Linked DNA regions of Homo sapiens: region 1 is linked to region 2. A link is a loop called in an ENCODE intact Hi-C map of the cell type or tissue named here. Cell type or tissue: transverse colon. All regions are shown on one strand. Links, peaks and the distances in the headings refer to the core of each region. The heading gives the core; the rest is flanking DNA.

Evidence for each region. Peaks named below come from ENCODE experiments on the same cell type or tissue, not always from the same donor. Only the 100,000 strongest peaks of a DNase experiment are listed, where the experiment ranks them.
Region 1: it touches region 2 in a loop (2.5-fold over the local background); 5 of 110 quality-filtered maps call a loop at or near these places.

What each region holds. Positions count from the first base shown.
Region 1 is chr21:38,749,101-38,761,774 of GRCh38, reverse strand. The region is part of intron 1 of LINC00114 (long intergenic non-protein coding RNA 114); the gene reads left to right. Among named protein-coding and RNA genes, the nearest start is that of LINC00114, 18 kb to the left of the region's middle. In transverse colon, for the core only: no CTCF peak of the experiment used is centred there; a DNase peak (open chromatin) is centred at 5,958; H3K27ac peaks cover 5,667 bases.
Region 2 is chr21:38,980,233-38,992,906 of GRCh38, reverse strand. LINC02940 (long intergenic non-protein coding RNA 2940) reads left to right here. Exons shown (of 7, transcript XR_007067867.1): 4 at 1-162; 5 at 1,883-2,080; 6 at 3,481-5,316; 7 at 5,414-7,556. Among named protein-coding and RNA genes, the nearest start is that of LINC01700, 8.8 kb to the right of the region's middle. RefSeq lists enhancers at 1,707-3,474, 7,173-7,342. In transverse colon, for the core only: no CTCF peak of the experiment used is centred there; DNase peaks (open chromatin) are centred at 2,334 and 7,146; H3K27ac peaks cover 5,453 bases.

The DNA of each region.
Region 1 (12,674 bases), core at 1,708-9,707, 230 kb after region 2:
GAGATAAAAATAGACCTACACGAAGCCTCGTTGCTGTGCAATTTCAGAGCAGTGAGGACAGGAAGAAGATTTTACAAGCTTCCAGGGAGAAGAAAAAAGGCAACACATGAAGACTCAGGACTCAGAATGGCTGTAGCTTTCCCTGCAGCCGCTCTGGGAATGACAAGAGGATGGGGCTTTCTGCAGGAAGGTGGTTTTCGACCTGGGCTTCTACACCTATAGAAACTATCAATCCAGTGCACAGGCAGAATAAAGGCATTTTCGGAAATGTTGAGGTGTCAATTAGAAGTTACAGGTTAGGCCAGGCGTGGTGGCCCACACCTGTAATCCCAGTTCTTTGGGAGACTGAGGTGGGAGAATTGCTTGAGGCCAGGAGTTCAAGACCAGCCTGGGCAACATAGCAAGACCCCATCTCTATTAGAAAAATAAATAAAATTAGCTGTGTGAGGTGGTGCATGCCTGTAGTCCCAGCTACTCGCGAGGCTGAGGTGGGAGGATCACCTGAGCCCAGGAGTTTGAGGCTGCAGTGAGCTGTGTTCATGCCACTGCAATCCTGCCTGAGCGACAGAGCGAGACCTTGTCTCCAAAAAAAAAAGTAACAGGTTAAATATTCATCTTGCAACAAGGATTGATCTTGAAAACTATCCAAAAGGAAAAGAGTCAAATCATGACGAGATAAATAGCATGAGTTACGTAAATTAAAAGCGTTTACGTGAAACACAGTAGGCACTTTGCAGATGGTTGGCAAACATATCCCCCTGGAGTGAAAGAAGGAGAAAGGGAGAGGGAAGATGATGAAAATAGGAGGGAAAGTGAGGAGGAATGAGAGGAGCAGGGAGTGAGCAGGTGGCCTGTGTGCCTTCTACCAAAATCATCACAGAATATGAGGTCAGCTTTGCAGAATCCGAAGAACTTTCATCGAAATAGCAAAAGCCCCATTCTGCCCTCAGAGAACTTACCTTAATGTATTAGTGTGCTAGGGCTTCCATAATAAAGTACCATAGGGTAGGCGGCTTCAACAACATTTATTTTCTCCGTCCTGGAAGCTAGAAGTCTGGGATCCAGGTGTGAGCAGGGTTCGTTCCTTCTGAGCCTCCCTCCTTGGCTTACAGACGGCCGCCTTCTCCCTGTGTCCTTACATGGTCATGTCTGTGTTCTAATCTCCTCTTCCTGTTAGGACACCAGTCAGATCGGATTAGGGCCCACGCTAATGACTTCACTGCATCTTAATTATCTCTTGAAAGACTATCTCTGAATAAAGACATGCTTTGAAGTACTGGGGGTTAAAGCTTCAACAGATGAGCTTGGGGGGAACACAGTTCAGCCCCTTCCAAACAGGTGGATAGACAGCTGTCAGAGATTGGGTTTCCTCATCTCTAACATGTACACGAGAACACCACCTAGCTCTCAGAGGTGTCTGAGAATCAGGTGAGAGCCAGCTGGAAAGGGCACGTGAGAGAGCACTGCCAGCAGCGAAGCACCCAACAGGCCTCAATTCTTATTTCTGCAGGTCGAAGCCCAGATCTCCAACTCAGACCTCCATTTGATGCATTGTTTGATCTTATTAAAGCTGTAAGTTCCCAGAACCATTTCCCACTTTGCAGCAAAAGCCACGTTAGCAGAGTCTTATCGTAACATGCCTGTCCATGATGCCATTTCATGATTTGTTGTTTTGAACGGATTGAGCTGAATCATTCGGATTGGCACTGTTTTCTCTTTCTGGGTCTGACTGGAGAGTCTGGCCAGGGTCTAATCAGTTGAATTCCGGTTAAGAAAGGACCTAGTCTCTTCTCCCTACAACTCTTCTTAAGATGCTTTTATCCCAAGAAAAATGGGCTTTTTATTTAATATAAACAGAAGCACACGTGAAAGTTTGAGCCTTTTTGCAAGTGTGAAACAAAGACTTCTATTTTTATCTTTTGCCAAACTTGACATTTTGTTGTGAGCCCTGGAAGGGGCTCCTTTTTTCAGAAGGGAGAGGCCCTCCCTGCCTGGTCTCCACAGCCTCTCAGGGAATGTGGTGTTTAATGATGAGTTATTAGATAGTCAGAGGCATTTGCGGAGCTGTATGGGAGTGCCAGATCGCCCTCTGATAATAAATTGAGCTAAAGTCTGTTGGCATCGCAGACAGGGCTGTGTTTAAGTGAAAATCTGAAACCTGACCAAGAATATGGAGCTAAAGTTTGAGGCCTCAGCCTCCAATGTCATTTTTCTGAACGACATCCAGCAGATATCGGATAAGCAGAAATGCCATTAGGAAAGCCCCAGGAACTACTCGCTGAGTAGACAGAAGATGCCTAAAGGCAGAAGGGATCTCCAGAGAGTTCAAGAAACTTCCAGGAATGGCTGGTTGGCCACATGAAATTAATGGAGACATCATGAAAAGATTTTCTTTGGTTTAACAAAATTGTGTCAGTCATGCATAGCTGTGTTCAGCTTTGGGGGTGCACAAAGGTGAGATAGACGTCACCACTGTTGTCAGGGGTTTACAGATGTGCGTGTGTGTGTGCATGTGTGTGTGTGGGAAGAGTGTCAGGAGGAAAGGACAGCAGAGGGATTTCTTTTGATCATAATACAAGGTAAGGTGGAAGGTATAATTCAGTTTAATATGGTTTTTCTCCCCACTCCCATCCCCTTTCCTGGTCAGTCTTTATTTTTCTTCAGGGCACAACCCATGTTCTGTTACATTATACATTCATTTGCTTATCATGTTGGTGGTTTCTTGCCCCAGCCAGACTGTACCAGGTACAGATGTTTCTTTATTCCTGGCACTCAGCGCAGTGTCTGGAATGCATTAGGCTCTGCAAGTCTGTGTCGGGTGAACAAATACTAAATACAGGAGAAATCCCCACGAAGGCACGGGACGAAAATTCCAGGAGTCTCACCCCTCAAAAGGCTGGGGGTTTGGTTCCTCCAAACCATGGGGTGGCATGGGCTGACAAAAAAACAAAATCATGTGGATCTTCAGGTCACATTATGAGAAATCAAATATTGTATTATCCAAAGATTGTTTCCAAAATCTTTGTTGGTTAAGTGATACAGGCACACAAAAAATGTTGACTGGGCATTGGGACATGAATGAAAGAGGAAATGCATTTACTGACTAAGAGAATTTGCTTGAAACTCTTGAGGGCTGTTTAATCTCTTTCAGCACAAAATCAATATGCCTATAAAGAGTTTAAAATATAATGGAACATTCTTAAAGTGAGAATTCAGTAAAATGAGCATTTAGTGTTAAGATGTACCAAACTGCATCTGGCAGGAGGAGTAAGATAAATTTCATTCCTCCCCTTTTCTTACTCTACAGGTTTGCACTCTTCAGGTTTTCTTTTTAAAAAACAGTATAGAATTAAACAGTGGAAGATGTTATCTATATTTTTAAAAACCAAAAGATTTAATTGTACATTTAATTAACACCAAAACTCAGGAAAATTGTAAGATATAGAAATATGTCATTTTGAAAACACTTCACTTGAGCACAGGAGTTCGATACCAGCCTGGGCAACATAGTGGGACCCCTGCTTCTACAAAAAATTTACAGAATTAGCCAGGCATGATGGTGCATGCCTGTGGGAAGAGTGTCAGGAGGAAAGGACAGCAGAGGGATTTCTTTTGATCATAATACAAGGTAAGGTGGAAGGTATAATTCAGTTTAATATGTTTTTTCTCCCCACTCCCATCCCCTTTCCTGGTCAGTCTTTACCTTTTACTTTACCCTGTGGTCCCAGCTACTCGGGAGGCTAAGGTGGGAGGATCACTTGAGCCTGGGAGGTTGAGGCTGCAGTGAGCTGTGATCATGCTATTGCACTCTAGTCTAGGTAACAGAGCAAGACCTCGTCTCAAAACATAATAAAAGGAAACACTAAAAATCCTAAACAACAACAACAAAAAAACCAAAACAGGAAACGCAACTAGTTAATAAGAAATAGTCCCAGCAACAATCTTTCCAAGGAAATGGAAATCAGTATATTGTATGTTTTAGTCTGGTGTGGTGGTGCAAGCTTGTAATCCCAGCTACTCGGGAGGCTGAGGCAGGAGAATGGCGTGAACCTGGGAGGTGGAGCTTGCAGTGAGCTGAGATCGCGCCACTGGACTCCAGCCTGGGTGAAAGAGCAAGACTCCATCTCATAAATAAATAAATAAATAAATAAATAAATAAATAAATAAATCTCCCCAAATAATATTTTAAAAAGAAAAATGGTCTGTAGTCCCAGCGTTTTGAGAGGCCAAGCTGAGAGGATTGCTTGAAGCTGGGAGTTCAAGACAAGCCTGGGCAATATAGCAAGACCCCCATCTCTACAAAAAATAATAATTTTACAAATAGCCAGGCATGAAGGCTCATGCCTGTAGGCTGAGGAGGGAAGATCACTTGGAGTTTAAGGTTGCAGTGAGCTTCACTGCGGTCCAGCCTGGGCAACAGAGTGAGATCCCAATTCATAAATAAATAAAATAAAATAAAAGACAGAAATGGATGACACTTGAAGATACCTGGCAAAGAACAATATTCAAATGGTCAATAAATATAGGGAAAGGGGCCCAGACTCTTAAGTAATCAGAAAAGTGCAAATTAAAAACATTGAGATTCCAAATACACTCACCAAGGTGGCTAAGATTAAAGGGAATATCCATGCCAGGGGCTGGTGACAATGGAGAGTGATGGAGACTCTCTCATATCATACATTTGGTTCTAGTCACTAAAGGAAGAGGTTTGGTATTATCTATTAAAGTGAAGATGTGCATTCCTTCTTTCATAGTAATTCCACTCCTAGGTAGATACTCAGCGGAAAAGCATGCCTATTTTTAGCACGAGACTTGTACAGCAATCTTCACAGCAGCAGTGTGTATAGCAGCTTTAGACTGGAAAAAACCCAACTGTCCATCAACAATGAAATGGATTCATGAAAATGTTTTTTAAAATATAATAAACAACTTCACTGCAGTGAAGAAATTGGACCACAGTTACATGAACATGAATGAACCTCATAAACAGAATGACGTGCAAAACAAGCCAGATACTAGAGAAAACATATCACAGAATCCCATTTATATACTTTAAAAAACAGACAGGGGCTGGGCGCGGTGGCTCACGCCTGTAATCCCTACACTTTGGGAGGCCGAGGCGGGTGGATCACGAGGTCAGGAGATCGAGACCATCCTGGCTAACACAGTGAAACCCCGTCTCTACTAAAAAATACAAAAAAAAAATTAGCCGGGAGTGGTGGCAGGCGCCTGTAGTCCCAGCTACTGGGCAGGCTGAGGCAGGAAAATGGCGTGAACCCGGGAGGCGGAGCTTGCAGTGAGCCGAGATCGCGCCACTGCACTCCAGCCTGGGCGACAGAGCGAGACTCCGTCTCAAAAAAACAAAACAAAACAAAACAAAACAAAAACAGACAGAAGTAAACTATAGTATTGAGGGGTCATGCTTAGGTGGGTATAGCTGAAGAAGAGCAAGGAAATCTACGTGCTATTCATTGAGCTAGACATTTCTGATTTGCACAGTTTTCTGTTTGGGAAGTATATTTCACAATAGAAGTGGCTAAAAATAACATAACCTCTATAACTTTTAAAAATACGAAGTTATTTGGGTCATTATTGGTGATTTAGATATAATCAGTGAGCAGGAGTAGATGAACTATCCCAGGTGCTTTGGTGAGGCTGGATTCCACCTGTGGGAGCTAGTTGTTATGTAACCATAGTGATAAGGAACACATTTCATTGGTTAAAATGGAGGGAAATTAACCAATCATCATAATCCTCATGTTTGCTACAGCACTTTTTTTTTTTTTTTTGCAATGACTAGAAGAGGAAGGCCAGGGATGAAATGTTTCTAATGTGTTTTAAAATTTAATGTGGCCTAAAGAAAAAGCGGTGTTACTGCAACACAACAGGAAATAGCTGAGGGAGCCTGTTAGCAAATTTTGAGCAACGGGTCGTTGCTGCCAAGGCTAAGAGGTGAAAAATGTGCCTTCTATGAGTCATTGACTCCACACAGTATGAAGCTAATAAACTACCACTGTGGCCAATGGGGAGTCTACATTCCGGGCAAATTTGTATAGGGTTTTTTCGCACGTGGGATGGTCAACAGACCCCAGGGAGAGTAAGTGTTTCTATTCTAATGATGGTGATGATAGACTATGGTGATCAAATTGACTAAAGCTGCAGGCAGCAGTCCTCTGCTTTGCTGGGATTACGGACCCAAGACCTATGTTTTATTATAGTAGCAAAAATAATCTATATGTGTATGGTTCTTTGTAGTTTACAAAATGTATTTGCATATATACATATCATTCTATTTTCAGCTATGTCGAGTAGGTAAATCAGCTATTATTACTCCCATCTGCCACACAATTAAACCAAGACTCAGGAAAATTAAGTGGTGTTGTTCAGAGTTACCTAGCAGGTACAGGTTAAGCATCCCAAATCCAAAAATCCAAAATGTTTCAAAATCTGAAATTTTCTGAGTACTGACAAGATGCTTTAATGATAGGTTCATTGGAACATTTAGATTTCAGATGTTTGGATTTGGGATGCTCAATTGGTAAGTATAATTCAAATATTCCAAAATCCAAAATAATCTGAAATCCAAAACACTTCTGGCCCCAAGCATTTCAAATAAAAGATGCTCAGCCTGTAATAGAATCAAGTCAGTCTACGGCACTTCAATTTAGTACTTGTTCCCCCTGATATAGGTGGTTCTCAATCTCTGATCCTTGGAGTTACTCCCAGGGGTTCAGAAACCTATAACAGAGATTAAATAACGCATACACTTACATGCCACCATTTTTATATGTATGCATTAATTTCATGCAATAAGACAAAATATTTTTAATGTTAATGAATTCACAGTGCCTTTTGTCACTCCATTTCTTAATAAGTATCACCACAAATATTTATTGAGCACCTACCATGTGCCAGGTGCTTTTCTAAAAGCTTGGAAACAGAAGTAAGGCAGAAAAGTCCCTGTCCCCTTGGAATTTATTTTCTTGTAAAGAATATAGTTGAGTGAATATTAAGTGAAAAAAAATTAAAGCAGCTTAAGGGAAGAGGGTGCCTACAGTGGAGTTGGGGGTGGAGACATCCCCTCCTCAAGAAAGTTGAGAATGACCCTGCACTCCACAGAGCTTCTCAAGGCACAAGTGGTGCAGGAAGAACATTTTATAAAAGTGAACATTCATTCATGATATTTTCGACCTCCACAAGTCCTAGATGGCGGGAGGGAGGCATCTATGGGGAAATTACTTTGTTAATGAAAGGCAATAAAGAAAGTCATCACCAATGACTTTTTTTTAAGAGACAGCATCTCGCTCTGTCACCCAGGATGGAGTGCAATCCTATGATCATAGCTCACTGCAGCCTTGAACTCCTGGAATCAAGGGATCCTCCCGCCTCAGCCTCCTGAGTAGGCAGGACCACAGGTATGTGCCACCACCCCTGGCTAACTTTTAAATATTTTTGTAGAGATAGGGTCTTACTTTGTTGCCCCCTAGGCTGGTCTCCGATTCTTGGCCTCAAGTGATCCTCCTGCCTCTGAAAGTGATTGGATTATAGCGTGAGCCACTGCACTGGGCAGAGCTTCTTTCTCTTGAATGAACCAGGACCATATTCATAGTTTGAAAAGATTGTGATATGCATTTAATAAAAAAGGGGCAGTTTATGGAATAATATTATCAAAATGCTTTTAGAGTATAGAAGGATCTCAAAAACATGGTCTTGGACGTCGTTTAATGATTACTGATTTTGGAGATGACATGTTCTGAAAAGTTCTAAATGTAAGACTTTATAAAAAACCTACTTAACAAAATGTCAACACTTGAAATCTTTGATTCCCTTGCCCAAGGAACTCTGACGGTTTCCCATGATAATGATTATACGGGTGACACCCAACTTGGCAATTTGCTCATAGCAGCCTAGAAGAGGAACTGCCTGCCAGTGAAATATTATCAAAGAAATGGATACATGTTAATTTTGTTTAAGAACGATTGAGTAGGGATCATCTTGGCTTTCAGCTAGAGATTTCTCCCAGCCAGAATTTTCTCCAATTACATAATAAATAATGGAGGCCTCATACTTTAGATTATTTCCACATTCATTTTACAAGCTATAGCTTGTCTTCTAAACGTAAAGCACATTCAGTTATAAACTGAAGCCCAGGGAACAGAATGTTCCCTGGACTTGGAAACACTATGTACTTTGCCTTCTTCTTCTTTTTTAATATTTTAGAGCTTGTTTAAACAAATTTAGCCCTGTCTTTAATTAATCCTAAAGACAAGAAAATGATAAACTATGCATTGCATTAAAGAGATAGAGAGAGAGAGAGAGAGAAACTTCACATTTTTAGCAAAATCAACTTGGCTTTTTCTTTTGAAGTTTTCCGAAATTGTCCATTGTGTGCCAGAGAGGCACAGGCACAGATTGGTCATGCAGTCCCTATTTCCAGAAAAGGCAACGTGAGCTGTCTGCCTGGTTGTGGGCCACCTGGCCTGTCCTCTGCACTGTCCATTCATTTCCTCTGCTCTCCCTCACTGCCCTCACTGCAGCCCCTCTGCCAATGACACCTGGCCATCTGCTTTTTCGAAAACAAAGGAAATGCATTTCTCCCACAGATACAAACAGCAGAATTGCCTTGGGAATTAGTGGCCCACTGTAGGTTGAGTATTGGGTGTGGTTTTCCATTTTGCCTCCCCATGGGGGCCTCCGAGAAAGCGTACCCACCCCTGGCGGGCGGTGGGTTCTAGTCCAGGGCTGATTTCTAGTCAGCTGTGTCCTGGGGAATCAGGTGGGACGCTGGGATGACAGCAGGAATGCAGAGGAGACCATCCTGGGAGGAAAGGGTGTCGCCACGTGTAGAGCGCTTCTCCCTGCAGGCCCTTGTGTGCACAGGGTCTGTCTGCTTCTCTCATGGGACCGTCACAAGGACATGGATTTGTGTGCCATCCCCACTTTAGATAGGAGGCCACCAAGGCTCCTGGGGGGAAAAGTGGCTTCATGAGTGGTAAGGGAGGAACAGGATCCTGCGGAGACTATACCTGAGAGATATCTGGAACCTGCACTCCTAGCCACTAATACCCCAGGTCGCTTATGTGTGTGATGTAAGTGGTGCTGGATGGAGACCTCTCTCCTCTCCCATCCCACCGGCCATGAGAAAGGCCCATCCCAGTGCCCAGCCGCAGAAGGTGTGGAATATGCAAGTTTCTGCTCTCCCTGCCTTCCCCTAAACATCACTCCTTTTGCTCACTGGGGTCTGAAGTGGCCCCACACAAGGACAGCTTTTCCCTTCAGAAAGGAGAGGAGGCAAAAATGCAAACAACTTGGCAACCAGGTTGTTCATATCCAACGTCGTGGCTTTCATCCCAAGAATCGTTCTCAAAGATGAGAACTGGATGGAGAGGCGCTATTCCGCTAAGGTGGAGGAACAGGGCTCGGAACAGAGAGAAACCACACAGCCCAAGGGCAGTGTCATCTCCTGCCACGCACAGCCTTCCTCCATCCAATCCATGCAGACTGACGCCTACCCTGAGCTCAGCCAGACCCCGGGAGGGAAGCTGCCCTTCAAAGTGCTCATGTCCAGGTGGGAACTGGAGCAACACAGCCCTCTCTGCAGAGCTTATGTGGGCTGAGGGGAGATTCTCGGGTGGATGCCTCCCTGTTTACATGAGGCAAAATATTAACCCTGGCTGTCAGGAGCAATGGGAGGGAGAAGAGAGAAGCCGGTGGCTTTGACTTGCGACTGTGGCAGGTGAAAATTCACCCCATCTAGCTTGCCAGGCCATGGGTGTGGACCAGGTCAGGTCTCCATCAGGGCCTCATAGATACTCCGTGCAGTTTTCTTGGACTTTTCGCCTCCAGAGCTGTGAGGAAATCGGTGTCTGTGGTTGAAGGCCCCCGTCCGTGGTGTTTGTTTTGGCCGCCCCAGGGAACTCACACATTGTTCCTCATTTAGCTGCGGCCACACTGGCTTCTCTGCTGTTCCTCAGATATCCTGGCTCACGTCTGTCTCAAGGCCCTGGCCCTGGCTGTTCCCTCTGCCTGGAGTGCTCTCCCCAGCCCGCTCCTTGCTAACGGCCTTGCTTGCTTCAGCTCTTGAGTCTGTTCCCACGCTGCTGTAAGGAACTACCTGAGACTGGGTAATTTGTGGAGAAAAGGGATTTCATTGACTCGCAGTTCTGCAGGCTGTACGGGAAGCATGACTGGGAGGCGTCAGGAAACTTACAACCATGGCGGAAGGAGAAGGGGAAGCAAGGGCCTTCTTCACACGGTGGCAGGAGAGAGAGGGAGCAACGAGAGAAGCGCCACACGCACTCTTTTTTTTTTTTTTGACAGAGTCTCGCTCTGTTGCGAGGCTGGAGCGCAGTGGCGCGATCTCAGCTCACTGCAATCTCCGCCTCCCCGGTTCAAGCGAGTCTCCTGCTTCAGCCTCCCGAGTAGCTGGGATTACAGGTGCACGCCAACACACCCAGCTATATTTGTATTTTTAGTAGAGACGGGGTTTCACCATGTTGGCCAGGATGGTCTCCATCTCCTGACATCGTGATCCACCTGCCTCGGCCTCCCAAAGTGCTGGGATTATAGGTGTGAGCCACCACGCCCGGCCGGGAAGCGCAACACACTCTTAAAGCATCAGATCTCATGAGAACTCACTCACTATCACAAGAACAGCCGGGGGAAATCTGCCCCCATGATCCAATCTCCTCCCACCAGGCCCCTCTTCCAGTTCCACATGAGATTTGGGCAGGGACACAAATCCAAGCTGTCACTCATATACCCCGCGTCAGTGATGCCTTCCCGTGTCCCAATCCGTTTCTCCAGCTCACTTCTTTCCTCAGCTCTCATCACCCTGAGCACGTTACATCTCCATCTCCTGCTTCTCCCTCACAAGATGTGAGCTCCATAAGAGCAGGACCTTTGTTTGCAGCTGTATCCCAGGGTCCAGAACAGGGCCCAGCACATAGTTGCTGCTGCATAGTTTTGTTTGTTTGTTTGTTTGTTTGTTTTTGTGACAGGATCTTGCTTGGTCATCCAGGCTGGAGTGCAGTGGTACAATCTCAGCTCACTGCAGCCTCAAATTCTTGGACTCAATTGATCCTCCCACCTCAGCATCCCAGGTAGCTGGGACCACAGGCACACACTACCACGCCTGGCTAATTAAAAAAAAACTTTTTTTAAATAGAGATGAGATCTCACTATATTGTCCAGGCTGGTCTCCGACTCCTGGCCTGAAGAGATCCTCCTGCCTTGGCCTCCCAAAGTACGGGATGACACGCATGAGTCACTGCCTGGAGCTATTTTTTTGTTTTGTTTTTTGTTTTGAGTGAATGAATGTACAGGTCATACTCCATGTGCCATGTGTGAACTCAATCCAGAGGAAAGAAAAGAACTTTCATGTGAGGAACGTGAGCCCTTTCAAATTATCAGGCCCAGAGAGGCATTAAAATGAGATAGCAACCATTCTCCACTTTCCCACTTTGAGCTGTGTGTTCATCTCTTTAAACTATTGCTATTGCCACAGATAGCTGTAGATTAACCTAATAATGCCACAGGGGATGCTGTAACCCACAACCTATAGCTTAACCATGTATAACCAATTGCTCTTCAATGTTGTTCGTGTACACCAATGAGAATTCCTGGCAAACAACTTTGTAGCAGCCAACTCCCTGCCTCTTGTTTTTAAAAATCCACGTCTACCTGCGCTCTTTGGATTGTAGATTCAGGACAACTTGAATCTATGCTCTCGGGTTGCAATCCTCAAGCTTGGCCAAATAAATTATCTGCTTGGATTAATTTTGCCCCACCTTCTTCCTTTCAGGTAGGCAATCTTCACAAACAGCCCCTTGAAGCAGGCATGTCTGAGATCAGCAAGGTTAAGTAAGCCCCCAAGGTCATCTTTTTACTCGGCAGGAGAATGACAGTTTGAATCCAGGCAGCCTTAGCTCTGATGTCTTTCTGCCTTGGACAAGGTGCCCGAGCCTGTCCCTGCTGTCTGGAGAGGTGCAGCTGGGGTGGTCCCCGGCAGGAGCTGGACATGCAGATCCGGTTGTAATTGGTCTGGGACCATCTACATAGGAGCTATGGGCCCAGGGAAAGACAAGACCATGTTGAGGACTTGGTTTCCCCTTTTTCTTAAAGCTGAGACCCCTGCCTATGTCAAGTCACACATTTGAAAAGGCAACCACATTTCACATCACATGCATATGTATTTGGGCATAAAATAATTTGAAATGATTTTATCAATTTATTTAAAAACATAAGTAGGCTGGACGTGGTGCCTCACGCCTATAATCTCAACACTTTGGGAGGCCGAGACGGGTGGATCACCTGAGGTCAGGAGTTCAAGGCCAGCCTGACCAATATGGTGAAACCTTGTCTCTACTAAAAATACAAAAAATTAGCCAGGCGTGGTGGCGTGTGCCTGTAATCCCAGCAACTCAGGAGGCTGAGACAGGAGAATCCCTTGAACCTAGGAGGCGGAGGTTGCAGTGAGCCGAGATCACGCCACTGCACTCCAGCCTGGGTGACAAGAGCGAAACTCCATCTCACACAAAAAACAAAAAAGCAAACAAAAAAACAAACGTAAGTTATCCTGTGTTTGGCTGTGATGTCTAGCCAATTAACCTGTACACTAGGGAATGCTTTCAAAGTCATGTTATTTTTATAATAGAATGGAAATTTTTAAAAAC
Region 2 (12,674 bases), core at 2,165-10,164:
CCAAGGACATCTTAGCAATGTGATATATTTTCCCCTCTCCGAAGTCAAATAGATGTTTTATATCCAATGGGCCAGATTGTGCAGGAGCTTGTCTTCACCCCCACAGGCCACAGGCTGGAGCCTTCCTGGAACAGAGGCTACATTGGCTGTCTTTTGACAAAGGTGCCTGGGTCCTGGGACTTCTTTTGTTTGGAGCTCAGCGGGCTGTGTGTCTGGCTGCTGACATAGCACAATGTTCCCATCTTGGCCCTCTCCTTTCAGGGGAGCAAGTTCCCCTGATGATGGAAGGAAAGAGGCCCCAGAGAGGAGAGGGCAGGGACGCATGATACAGCAGATCAGATGAGGCTCCCAAGACAGAAGGAGGCTTTCGGGTGCTACAGAAGTCTCTGCTGGGCTCAGTGCTGCTGAAGCCTCGCTGAGGGGTTGATGGAGAATCTTGGAAGGCCAATCTTCTCATCCGTGGACATCCTTAGGGGCAGAATACCATGGGTGGGGGTTATGGGATTTGAAGACCCCTGGCCACTGGGGGGCCAGAGGGCTTGCAACCTGCAGAGAACCCCTAGGGTTGTTCCCTTCTCAGTAGATCCTAAAGCCCTGAACTGCTCATAGGGTCCTTGGTGGCCTAGCCCTTACCAACCTCTCCAGCCCCCTCTGAAGCCCTCCCCACCTCCTCTTGCTTTTTTCCACAACCCTCCTGAACTTCTCCAGCCACCGCAGCTGCTGCGGCTCACCTCTGGGCCGGCACACACACTGTTCACTCTGCCGAGACACCTTTCCTTCTCCGCTCAGTAGCATCTGGACCCCCCGCCCAGCAGGCTTCAGTGCCCATGCTCCTGCTCCCTCCAGCACCCAGGTGTCATGACCAGTGGACAGCTGTTAAATATGAGAACCCTGCTCATCGAGGGCCAGGTGCTGAGTGAGGAGGAGAAAGATAGGGATAAGGAAAGGCAGAAACGTGCCCCAGAACAAGGATCTCCTAGGGCTGGGCTCTGGGAGCCGGGAAGTCAGCACACGGTGTGGAAAGTGCTCTGATACGTGGGACTCCAGGGTTCTTTGAGAGCCTGGAGGAGTAGTGCAGGGTACCTGGCTCAGAGGAGGGTGGCTGCAGCCAGAGAAGGCTGCCTGGAGGAGGGGATCCCAAAGCCCTGAACGGCTCATTCCAGTGAGTGTTCTTCTTACTGCCTCAGGCTGCCCACTTGGCCTCTGGATGAATGGAGCTGTGGTCCTGAGGTGGTATCCAGGAGCCAGGGGTGGGTTTGGTGCGCCCAGGACCCCAGGGATGGGGCGTGTTGCCTAAGGCACCCACACCGGCAGGAGCCCCGTGGCCTCTGGCTCTCTGATTGTCTTTGTATTGGTTTGTTGGGACTGTCATGGCAGAGGACCACAGACTGGGGGTTTAAACAGCAGGAGTTTATTTTTCAGAGTTCTGGAAGCTCAACGTCACAAGTTCAAGGTCAAAGCACCCGTGGGTTTGCTTTCTCCTGAGTCCCCTCCTCAGCTTGCAGAGGCCCCTCCTGTATGCATCCTGGGGTCTCTGTATCTTTCTATAAGGACACCAGTCAGATTGGATTAAGGCCCACCAAACGGCCTCATCTTAAATTAATCGCCTCTTTAAAGGCCCTGCTTCCAAATACAGTCACCCCTGACTGGGAGTTCGGCTTCAACATATTAATTTTGTGGGGTGCACAATATTGTCCATGACAGTAGGTGAGCCACATGATATTTGCATAATTTGTGTAACTTTTACCAACCTCTACAGAGTATGTAAACTGCACCTGAAGCATTTTAAAATGTGAATATGCCTGTTGTTGCTTTTCTTCGCTGGTTCTTGAGTTCTCCCTGTTCACCCACTGGGTTTCCTAACCCCAGCTTTCCCCAACAGGTGCATCCCAGCACAGAAGGGCAGCACAGAGGCAGCCTGAGAAGATTCTGTCGCTGCCAGGTCACCAGGACCTCTGGACCACAGCTGGGTTGCGCTGTTTTCCAGTTTGTGAAACTAGGACTTTGGGGAACATCCTGTGAATTGGTGTCATTTTGATTTTCCTGGAGGATTTTTGAGGTCAGCGTGACTGCTGTCACTGTAAGTGTGGGTGTGCTTTCCCACAAGAAGCATCCTGAGTCTGCGGGAAGGTGGGGACTTCCCAGTTTGGGGGCCTGAGGGTCCCTTCCAGGGAGCTGCAGTGACCGAGCCACCTGGGTCTCGTCCTCATTAAGGAAAGCATGCTGCAGGTGATGGTGGACAAGCGGCGCTTTGTTGCCGCCTTCCCCTCAAGGGACTCAGGGCTCTTCAAAGGCGGCTCCCTTTGATTGCCCCACCCCCACGTTAGGGGACTGTCCCTAGCTTTTCATTCCGTGGTTTTGCTTCCCAGGCAGTGACTGTTCTGAGGAACCTATTCGTCCACAGCCCCACTTTCGCCTCTAAAAGGAGCTGGAATGGCTCCTTACTGCCCTCCTGCCAGGCCCTCGACTGAATCCAATATAGAGACCTTTATAGGCATTAATTATAACCAAGGACTGCATGCTGTGTTTTATAGGCAAGTCTTCCCTGCTCTGTTTAACGTCCTAGCAGAAACCTCATAACAAATTAACATTTATATGGGCCCGTTAATCTTCAAAGCCTTTCACTGACTTGAGTCAATTCCAGTGACCCTCGTGGGCAGTAATAAGCCTTTTAGGACTCCTATCCTTTTCCCTTCTCCTTCTACTTCTTTGTAGATAAAGAAAAAACAAACCCAGAGAAACGTGTCATGCTCTGTGCGAGCTCCTGCATCAGAGCTGCGGGTGGGTTTGGCTGGGCGGTGTTCCAGGCGTCTGGTTTCATGCTCTGACCAACACACGCCTCCCCTCAAAGCTGCTGTGGAAGGGCTCAAAGCCGCGTTTCATTCCCAAAGCCTTTGACTAACTCTGAACAAGCTGCTTTTCATTAGGCACGCACACAAGCCTGCACACGCACGTGCATACATGCATGCACACACCTCTCTCAAACTGGATAAGAGGTTTCTGTGTGAGGGGTGGGGAATAGAGGGAGCTGGAATTCTCTGCAGAGCCCATGTCAGCTGAACAGGATGTGTACTGGCCGCTGGGTTCAGTGTGTGTTGACCAGGGGCCAGCCCCCTTCCCGCTTCAGTCCAGCTCAGGTGTCAGTTGACGGCTTGTGTGTGCGGAGCCAGGCTGAGTTATAGAGCCTTATACTTTATTTCCAAACCTGCAATTCCACCCGCGTTTTTGTCAGTTAATTACATACAGAGCCCCTTTATTTGCAGGGAAATATGTGAGTGGAGTTCTTTCTTTGTGGGTGTGGACGAGGCAGCTCTCACTCCTGCGAGGACGCGTCCAGCTCCTTGAGGAGTACGGTGGCAGGGAAGGGGACAGCACTGTCATGGAGTCAGATCTGAATCACGTCCACGGAGCGGTTTACTTTGGGAATTACCTCCTATACATTTCAAATTCCATGTTGGTCCCCATTTGCTACTCTTTCAGAACTAAAATAAAATCCGAAGTCCCCAAGTGACTGAACAGACCCCCTCTTGGCCAAGGGGACCCCAGAGAAACCTGAAAGCTGAGCTCCCAGCCATGAGGGGACGGGCGATCGGACACGCTTCATCACAGTCCCTCCCCTTTGTGGTTTAAACGACGATGATCGGCTGTCATGCTAAAATAGAGACACGAGACCGACAGCACAGACTCCTTATGGCAATAAGACACCAAATTATAAGCAGCACCTCAGGCCACGCCAGGTAAGGGTCGAGCCGCGCACTCTACACTTAGAGAACGGACTCTGCTCTCACACCACAGCGTCTTCTTTTTCTTCAGCAGCTAAACACGCACCGGCCCCGAGATTCAAACGACTGCAGCTCATCCACCTGCAGACGCTGGCTGACCCCGTTCCACAGCTGTGACTATAGCTTTGATTGGACAAGAGGTTGATTTCAGTCTCCTGGTAAGAGACCACCAACCATAGACCTGGTTCAGGCTGATTATAGAAGCTGCACACTTGTATGCCTTCGAGTCCCTGCCTCACCTTTTGACGTGTAGGGACTCATTGTAATGCTTTTAAATGTGAAGCCTCCACCCCAAAGTGAACATGGGACGCATGTAACGTGCATGTTCAGTGGGCACGGCTCAGGACTCTCTTTGTGAATATTCATAGCTCCTCCTGGAACCTGAATATGTATGTTTGGCCAGCTCAATTCAGCATGAGGCTCCTGCTGCAACACCGCCTCCTTCCAGGTGCCTGCCAGCTGTTTCTGCCAGAGGCTGCGTCTCCCGGCCTGTCAGAATGGCCACCCTGCAGGCTGTAATCCTTTAGAAGAAATAAAGATCCCCTTTCCAGATGTATAGATCTTGTGATTTTTTTCCATTCACATCCTTGCATCTTATAATGCCCTGTCTCCATGGGGGTTACATAGAAAGCCCTCAGCCTCTAGGGCAGATGGAGCCAGGACTGAGGGTGGGGGTGGAGAAGGATCAGGAGACTCACTTCAAGGACTTTCTGGTGCCGGCAGTGTAGGCTTGCCAGATGAAATACAGGACACCCAGCAACATGAACTTTCGTAATTTTTATAGTGTAAATGTGTTCCAAATATTGCATGGGACATGCTTATCCTGAAGAATTATTCATTGTTTATCTGAAATCCAAATTTAACTAGGTGTCCTGTATTTTTATTTGCTAAATCTGGTGACCCTTCACTGGGGAGACGCTTTTAAACAGCCTCAACTTAGAAATTCTTCTCTTCCTGCCAAAAGCGCTAGGGTCTGTATATGGGTGCATGGAAACACGAAATTATTGTCACAGGACTGAAGAGTATGAAAGACTTCTAGTAACCACCAGCTGTGGCAGGGGCCTGTGCAGGGGGTACCCTGGCAGGGAGGAAGCTGCCTTAATTTTCAACCTCGGACAGAAAAGCGCATCTGTTAGACACAGCAGAAAGCAGACCTACATGTATGGTTAATAAGGACTATGTATTTGACTGCTGTGGGTTCAATTGTGTCCCTGCGAGAGACACATTGAAGTCCTAACCCCTGCTGCTTCAGCATTTGGCTTTATTTGGAAATAAGGTCACTGCCAGTGCAGTTAGCTGAGATGAAATCATACTGGTGTCTGGTGGGCCCTTATTCCAATATGACTCGTGATATCACAAGAAGAGGAGGACAGACACAGAGACACACTCCAGAGGGAGAAGGCCATGTGACAGCCACGGACTGCTGGAAGCAGCGGAATCTAAAGGCAAGGCAGGGAACAGATTCTCCCTCCCAGTCCTTCGAGAGAACCAACTCTGCCGACAGCTTGATTTCAGAATTCTGGTTTCCAGAACGGTGAGAGAATAAATTCCTGTTGTTTTAAGCCTCCCGTTTGTGGTGCTTTGTTATGGCAGCCCCAGGGACTAATGCAGTCACCGTCACTTGATTGCAGACAAAACGACTGAGGGTTCTCTGCAATGAATTTCAAGTTCTGAATTGAAAGAGGCTTCAGAGCCTGAAGAAAGAGGCGATGCCAGCACTCTCTGGAGTGGGATCCACAGAAGCAGAGAAAGCCCAGGGGATGAGCCAACCCAGAATCCAAACGCCCGTGGATCGGGCCAGACCCAGGACGGCGCTATCTTGCACACCCATCACAGGCTTGGGGACACTAGAACTGCACTGTCAGATATTCCTGACTTCATGTGTGTGTGTTTGTGTGTGTGTAGATCAGGCCATATGATTTACTTGCTGCACTCTGAGCGATGCTGTGTAGATAAAGCTATATTATCTATTTGCTACACTCTGAATAATGCCTTCCTCAGTGATAATCATAATCAAGTGAGCTTTGGATTGTCATTATGAAGTCTCAAATTAAAACAATTGGTTGAGATACTGCCAGCAAGGCAACTAGATCGGGGATTGCAGCTGCTGATGCCAGTCTAGTATTTAGGTAAGAGGATGCCTCCACCCTCTTAGAGCATGTGGCTTGCACATCCATTCTTTCAGTGCAGGAAGGGCTGGAGTGTCCACTCCCTACTCCCAACCCCATCAGTTGTTGTATGGTCCAAAATGCAAAGTAATTTTAATGTGATCCAAGATGCATATAAAAACATTTTAAAAACAGATATGTTATGCATTGCTTAGAATGATGCACCATCCGCTTCATGAACAAGCAAGAACTAACTCTATCATTGACTTCATCCACAAATACTAGAGGTGATGAACTTGAGGTCAAAGTTCCGAAGTCAGACAGCATGGGTTTATTCATCGCCTGCTATGTGCAAATCCTAGATGTCACCAGGCTCTGCTCACTTGGTGTCTTGGCCACTCTGGGTGATGTTTACACAAGGCTTGGTGGCTTTGAGATGGGTTGCAAACAAGAGATATCAGTTGTTGGACTTTTGCTTATAGCTTGGGGTTGGACATCCTCTATCCCTCGATACCTCCTTGCACCCATCAGCCGTTATCTTTGAAGGAAACTTTTTCCTTGAGTCTGGTTCCTTGTCTTCAGGTTCTAACCTCATGGTTTTGGATCCTTGTCCCTATGGTTGTGATCCTTCCTGTCCTTGGCTCTAGTGCTCTTTTTTTTTTTTTTTTCTATTTCTTTCCTCTACCTGTGCACATGACCTCTTTGAAGAGCTCACCTCCTCCAGGAAGCCTCCCTGGAATCACCCTTTTGCCTTCCATTCTCCTTGTTTATACAGTCCATGTCAGTATATCCAAATTGAATTATCGCGGTGTGCTGCTTTGCAATGTGTATCTGATTTCACCAAAACCCTCTACTGTCTCTAATCCCGGGTATCCAATTTCATGTGAAGTTCAGTGATGTGCTCCTCCCTCCTCCTCTTGCACGCATGAGCAGGTACTCAACACTTTCTGGTCCAGCTACATGTGACATGAGGCCACTCACGCTCTTTTTAATTAACCCTTATGACAATCATGTGCGTTATGGAGAAAATTAATGGAGGAAAAATTACAGAGTCACCCGAAACAGTTGCGCTGCTTATCACCCGGTGTTTGAGCCTGTTTCCCCTGTAATTAGATTACATGTGAGGCAGCCCCAGCTAATTGTCTGTGCCACCCACCGGGGAACTCCAGCTCTATCTGTGAACACCCAGGCCTTCCCGCCGCAGGACAGATGTTGGGTGAGGCTTGCCTCCCACGCAAACATCTGCTCTGTTGTTCCGAGTCAGTCACGAGAGCCAGCCGGCTTAGACAAGCAGGGGATGAATTCCTGGGCGAGATGCTTGATCCTGCCAAGTTTCTGAGCACCAGGCTTGGGCCTCTTGAACAGTTCCCTGCATCTTCCATGATCGGCCAGTGCCTCTGCTTCTGCATTTAGAAACCAGAGTTCACTTCTGGTGGCCTCAAGCCAAAATGAGTCTACGAACCAGAAGTCTCTTGACATTGACACTGATAAACTTTGATATGGAAGCATTTTTGTTTTTGGCAACCATCAATTTTTTTTTGTTTTTCCTCAAACACATGCATGGATGATGTGAGAACCGGTACCTGGAAACTGAGAGACTGCCGCATGTGTTTCGGGCTCCCAGCTCTATCCATAACTGTCTTTGGGGGCTTCCTAGGCAACCTGGGTTTTGACCCTGCTGCCTCCTGGTCCAAGAACTCTGCCCTGTGGCCTGGCAGGAGGCCTGGCCCAGCCAGGGACCGTGGGGGCAGCCTGCGGTGGCGGTTGATTTTTTTTTTAAGCACATAATAATTTGCAGATGTTGGCAGTTACCAGGGAAGTCAGAGCAAAGCTGCAAATGCCAAACCACAACAATATATCATTTTAACCGTCTTATTCCTGGAAATGTGACAGCATCATAGTAAAACAATTCACAAAGACGAATATGCCTGCTGCCTTCGGGCAGCCTACTGCTGCCAATTTGGTGGAGATTATCGGCCATTTATCAATTGTGTTGCTCTACAGAGAAGAAGAGAAATCTCTTTGCTTCTATTTGTGCCGCAGGAAGATCACCTGTCTTCCTCAAGTGACAGTGCATCTTTAAAAAATTCCGACTGCACAGAGCTTGTCTGAAAAGTGATACAACAGCATTGGTGTAGGTTTCTAGTGTCCATGCCAGTGGCTCTTACCCTGTTCTGTGTCATGAACCCCTGCGGCAGCCTAGGGAAGCCTATGGACCCTTTCTCAGAATTCAGACTTCAAATGCATGAAAAAAAGTACATGGGCTTCCCAAGGAAACCAGTATGTTGAAATACAGCTAACAAAATGTAACAAAATGTAACAATCCCCACCCCGCCCTCCCAACTGTGATATGATAGTGCACATGTTTTTTATTAATAGCTTAAGACAAGATTGAGTTGTCCGCCTTATAACCACCATAATTACAAAGCAGAGAGAAGGATGAAAGTCACTGATGATACTGGCAACAGCTGCAATGCAGTATGAAAATATCCGTGATTTCGACAATCACAGGTGTGTCCCCCACAGTGTGCTTCATTGCCTGTGTTCCTAATGGAAGAAAAGGCCAACATGTAGTTAGAAGTCAGGGAAAATAAAAATGGAATTTCTTTCCTATCTAAGTTCACACACCTCCTGACTCCTCACCCAGGTTAAGACTTTGCGAGGAAGAAAAGGCCAACATGTAGTTAGAAGTCAGGGAAAATAAAAATGGAATTTCTTTCCTATCTAAGTTCACAGACCTCCTGACTCCTCACCCAGGTTAAGACCCCGTGTTCTGTGCTACAGTGGTGGCAGCTCCAGGCATGCCCTGGCCCTGCCCTGCCCCGGACAACCTCGTGTGCAGAGTCCAGCCTGGTCCTGGCAGCTCGGGTGGCGCTCTAGCTGTGGCCATTTCTAGGTCCTGTTTTACCTTCCCTCAACTCTGCTCACTGAACCAGGTCCTCATGATGGGGCTAAGGAATGTAACCCCTTTCAAACACTTTTACACTGTTGGTGGGAGTATAAATTAGTTCAGCCATTGTGGAACACAGTGTGGCGATACCTCAAAGACCTAAAGACAGAAATATCGTTCAACTGAGCAATCCCATTGCTGGGTACATCCCCAAAGGAATATAAATCATTCTATTATAAAGACACATGTAAGGGAATGTTCATTGCGGCAGCACTCACAATAGCAAAGACAGAATCAACCTAAGTGCCCACCAATGGTAGACTGGATAAAGAAGATGTGGTGTATACACACCATGGAATACTACGCAGCCATAAAAAAGAACGAGATCGTGTCTTTTTCAGGGACGTGGATGGAGCTGGAGGCCATTATCCTTCGCACGCTAGCACAGAAACAGAAAACCAAATACCACATGTTCTCACTTATAAGTGGGAGCTAAATAATGAGAACGCATGGACACACGGAAGGGAACAACACACACTGGGGCCTTTTGGAGGGTGGGAGGAAAAAGAGGATCAGGAAAAACAACTAATGGGTTTTAGGCTTAATACCTGGGTGATGAAATCATCTGTACGACAAACCCCCATGACACAAGTGTGCCTATATAACAAACCTGCGGTTGTACTTTTGAACTTAAAATAAGAGCACCCAGTCTTTGGATGGAGGGCCCACCCTCAATCCAGGATGATTTCATCTCAAGACCTTTAAACTGATCACATCTGCAAAGACCCTATTTCAAAACAAGGTCATATTCATGGGTACTAGGGGTTAGGACTTAAACATATCCTTTTTGAGGACACAAGCCAGCCTGCTACAGTGCCTGACTTAGGAAGAGCCTGAAGGAGTGTAGAAACCAGGGGGATGGAGAAGCTGAAGCTGGCCTAATCTAGACCCCAAACCTTGGGTTCCATCAGAACAACACGGCCTTGCTTTCCTGAGAATCTACACTGTGCCCGAAACTGAGTGTGGGGCTCCTGCTAAGTCGTCTCAGTGAATTCCCACAACCACACGTGGACAGCACAGGGCTGTTGTATTTGAATCCAGACGGCCTCCTGCCCAGTGCTCCCGTGAGCTGCCTATCAATGTCCTTCCCGCCCCATCCAGGAAGCTAGCCACAAAGCACATGTGGCTATTTAGATTTAAAATTATTAAAGTTGCCGGGCGCAGTGGCTCACGCCTGTAATCCTAACACTTTGGGAGGCCAAGGCAGGTGGATTGCCTGAGCTCAGGAGTTCCAGACCAGCCTGGGCAACATGGCGAAACCCCGTCTCCATTAAAAATACAAAAAATTAGCCGGCCGTGGTGGCTTGCGCTGCGATGCGCGCCTGTAGTCCCAACTACTCGGGAGGCTGAGGCACGAGAATCGCTTAAACCCGGGAGGTGGAGGTTTCAGTAAGCCAACATCGTGCCACTGTACTCCAGTCTGGGGGACAGAGCAAGACTCTGTCTCGAAAATACAATACACTAAAATAAAGTTAAATAAAATTTAAAATCCAATTCCTCCATTGCCATTGTCGTGAGCGGCTACCATTTGCATAGCACGGATAGGGCGCGTCATGAACGGATGGCGCTGCTCTAGACCAATGTTCACGTGTATTGTATAATTATACCTGCATCAACTACAGAACAGCTAACCAGAGTCCCCAGTTAACTCAACTTTTTTTTTTTTTTTTTGGCCAAATAATTTTGTGGAGAAAGAAGCAAAGGAGAGTCAGACAAGAGGACAAAGGAATTTAGAAAATGCAGCCGCATTCCAATGAACGCCAGGGAGCAGCCAACTGTTAGCACCATCTCGGGGTCTTGTGGAATTGCCATAGAAATGTGATCCCCAGGCAGACACCTGTAATCCCAGCTACTCAGGAGGCTGAGGCAGGAGAATCGCTTGAACCCAGGAGGCGGGCTTGCAGTGAGCTGAGATCACGCCGCTGCACTCCAGCCTGGCAACAGAGCGAGACCCTGTCTCAAAAGAAAAAAAAAAAAATGACCCCCAGGTACAGACTCCCGCATTCAAACAAGCAAGATAAAATTATATAGACTCTACTGCCCTTGCTAAGGCAAGAAGATAGACTGTGATTTTCGCCACTGATGTGCAGAGATTGCAATGGCTTCCTTGAACCAGATGGGAAAATGAGCTTATACTCCTCATTTTTGAGCATTTCACTTGATTAAGTTTTAACTGTGTTCAGGGATTGGGGGAAGGGCAATTGCTGGCCACTGAACCCCAATTCCTTCATTTCCTCATGGTTGGAGGATTTCTTGAACATTGATCTGTGTTTTATAATGATGCTAGTGAAAAAGTTCCAAAGGGAGGTGACTCTTTGATGTTCCAACCATGACAGCCTGAGTAGTGCTTGTTAGGGAGTGGGTGCTGGGGGAAATTGGCTGGGCACACTTGGTTCCTCAACAGGGAGCTGCTGGAAGAACGGGGCATGGAGAGGGGCTCCCGAAGACACCATTGGGCTGAGGGATTCACTGTGGCTGGCGTGCATTGAAAGGAGAGATGGAGTTGGCTTTGTCCCAGGGTTGCTTAGCACTTTTGACTGGGGCTGGGGCTTGGCAGGTACACAGGGTGACTTCCATAACCGGTGCCCTTTTAGGCGAGGCAGGTTCAAGCTGTAGGCAAATCTCGGAGGCCATAGTAATCGCCTTTGTGCATACCTTGGTCCAGACAAGAATCACCCACTCTGTGTTCTTGCTGACAGCTGGGGAAACAGAGGAAGCCTGTGATCAAGGTCCAGAACGCACCCATGGGAAAGCGTGGGAGTCACAGGATGACAGTGCGCCGAAGTCCATCCCCGGGCTGCTGTCCTCAGGGGCTCTGGAGCCACAAGGCAGCCGGGGGCCTGCGGGTCCATTCTAGGTACCTTCCCCCTGCCTTGTGTGCCTTGGGTCCCCTGGTTGGCTTTCTCACAGAGAAGTTGCTGTTTTAGACTTTATATTGTGGTATAAGCCAAACCACAGTGGCAGGTGGCCTTATCTTAAGGGAGGGCTGGTGGATGCTCCCACCTCTCCTGTGAAGGGCTTGGGACCCTGGGGTCTGGGGACATCCTTCTCCACCTGTCATCCTGACTCATTCATGAAAGAGTGGCTTCAATGCCTCTCTGTCGAGTTGTACGGTTTTCCTGAAAACAAGGAGACATGCCCGGGTCACTCAGCCTGCCTGGTTCCTCTAACCTGGCATGACAGAGACCGTTGCAGGCTGAGTGTATGTGTGTGGGAGGTGGGGAGGTGCTCTCAGATTCCTTCTGAAAACACCCCCACACTCCAAGAAGTCCTGGAAAGTCTTTAGGAAGAAGAGGTAGCAGTGAACCAAGTTGAGATTTGCCAAAATGCCAATAAATTCCCCGCAGAGTGGCACCATGGGGAGGGGAGAGAGGCAAGAACCCTGAACTTATAAAACCACCCCTTGCACCCACCCAGATCAGCCGGCTCTCTGAGATCACCTGGCCACATCCACAAACAGAGCCTGGGGTGGGGTGGGGAAACGCTTTCTTCAGCCTCCTGGGGGCTCAGTGCAGGCAGCCCTGTCCCCCGGCCGAATGGGGCATCTTCCATCACCCAGGTGCCCAGACACATGGACAATGGGTAGAGGCACCCCTCCGAGCCCTTGGACAAGGCCTGAGTATCCTTTCCCGTCCGCATCCTGCACTCAGTATGGTTCCCTGCACCAAGTTGCGTCCATGTCCCATAGGCTGACCCTGGGATGTGCTTGTCTAATCCAGCAGGAAAAGCCCACAGGTCACCTTGCCTATGCATTTTCAGCCTACGTCTGCTGAAGCCCACCAGGAAACAGAGAAAAAAAATTGGCATTTGCTTCTAGATTCTCCTTTGTTTTTC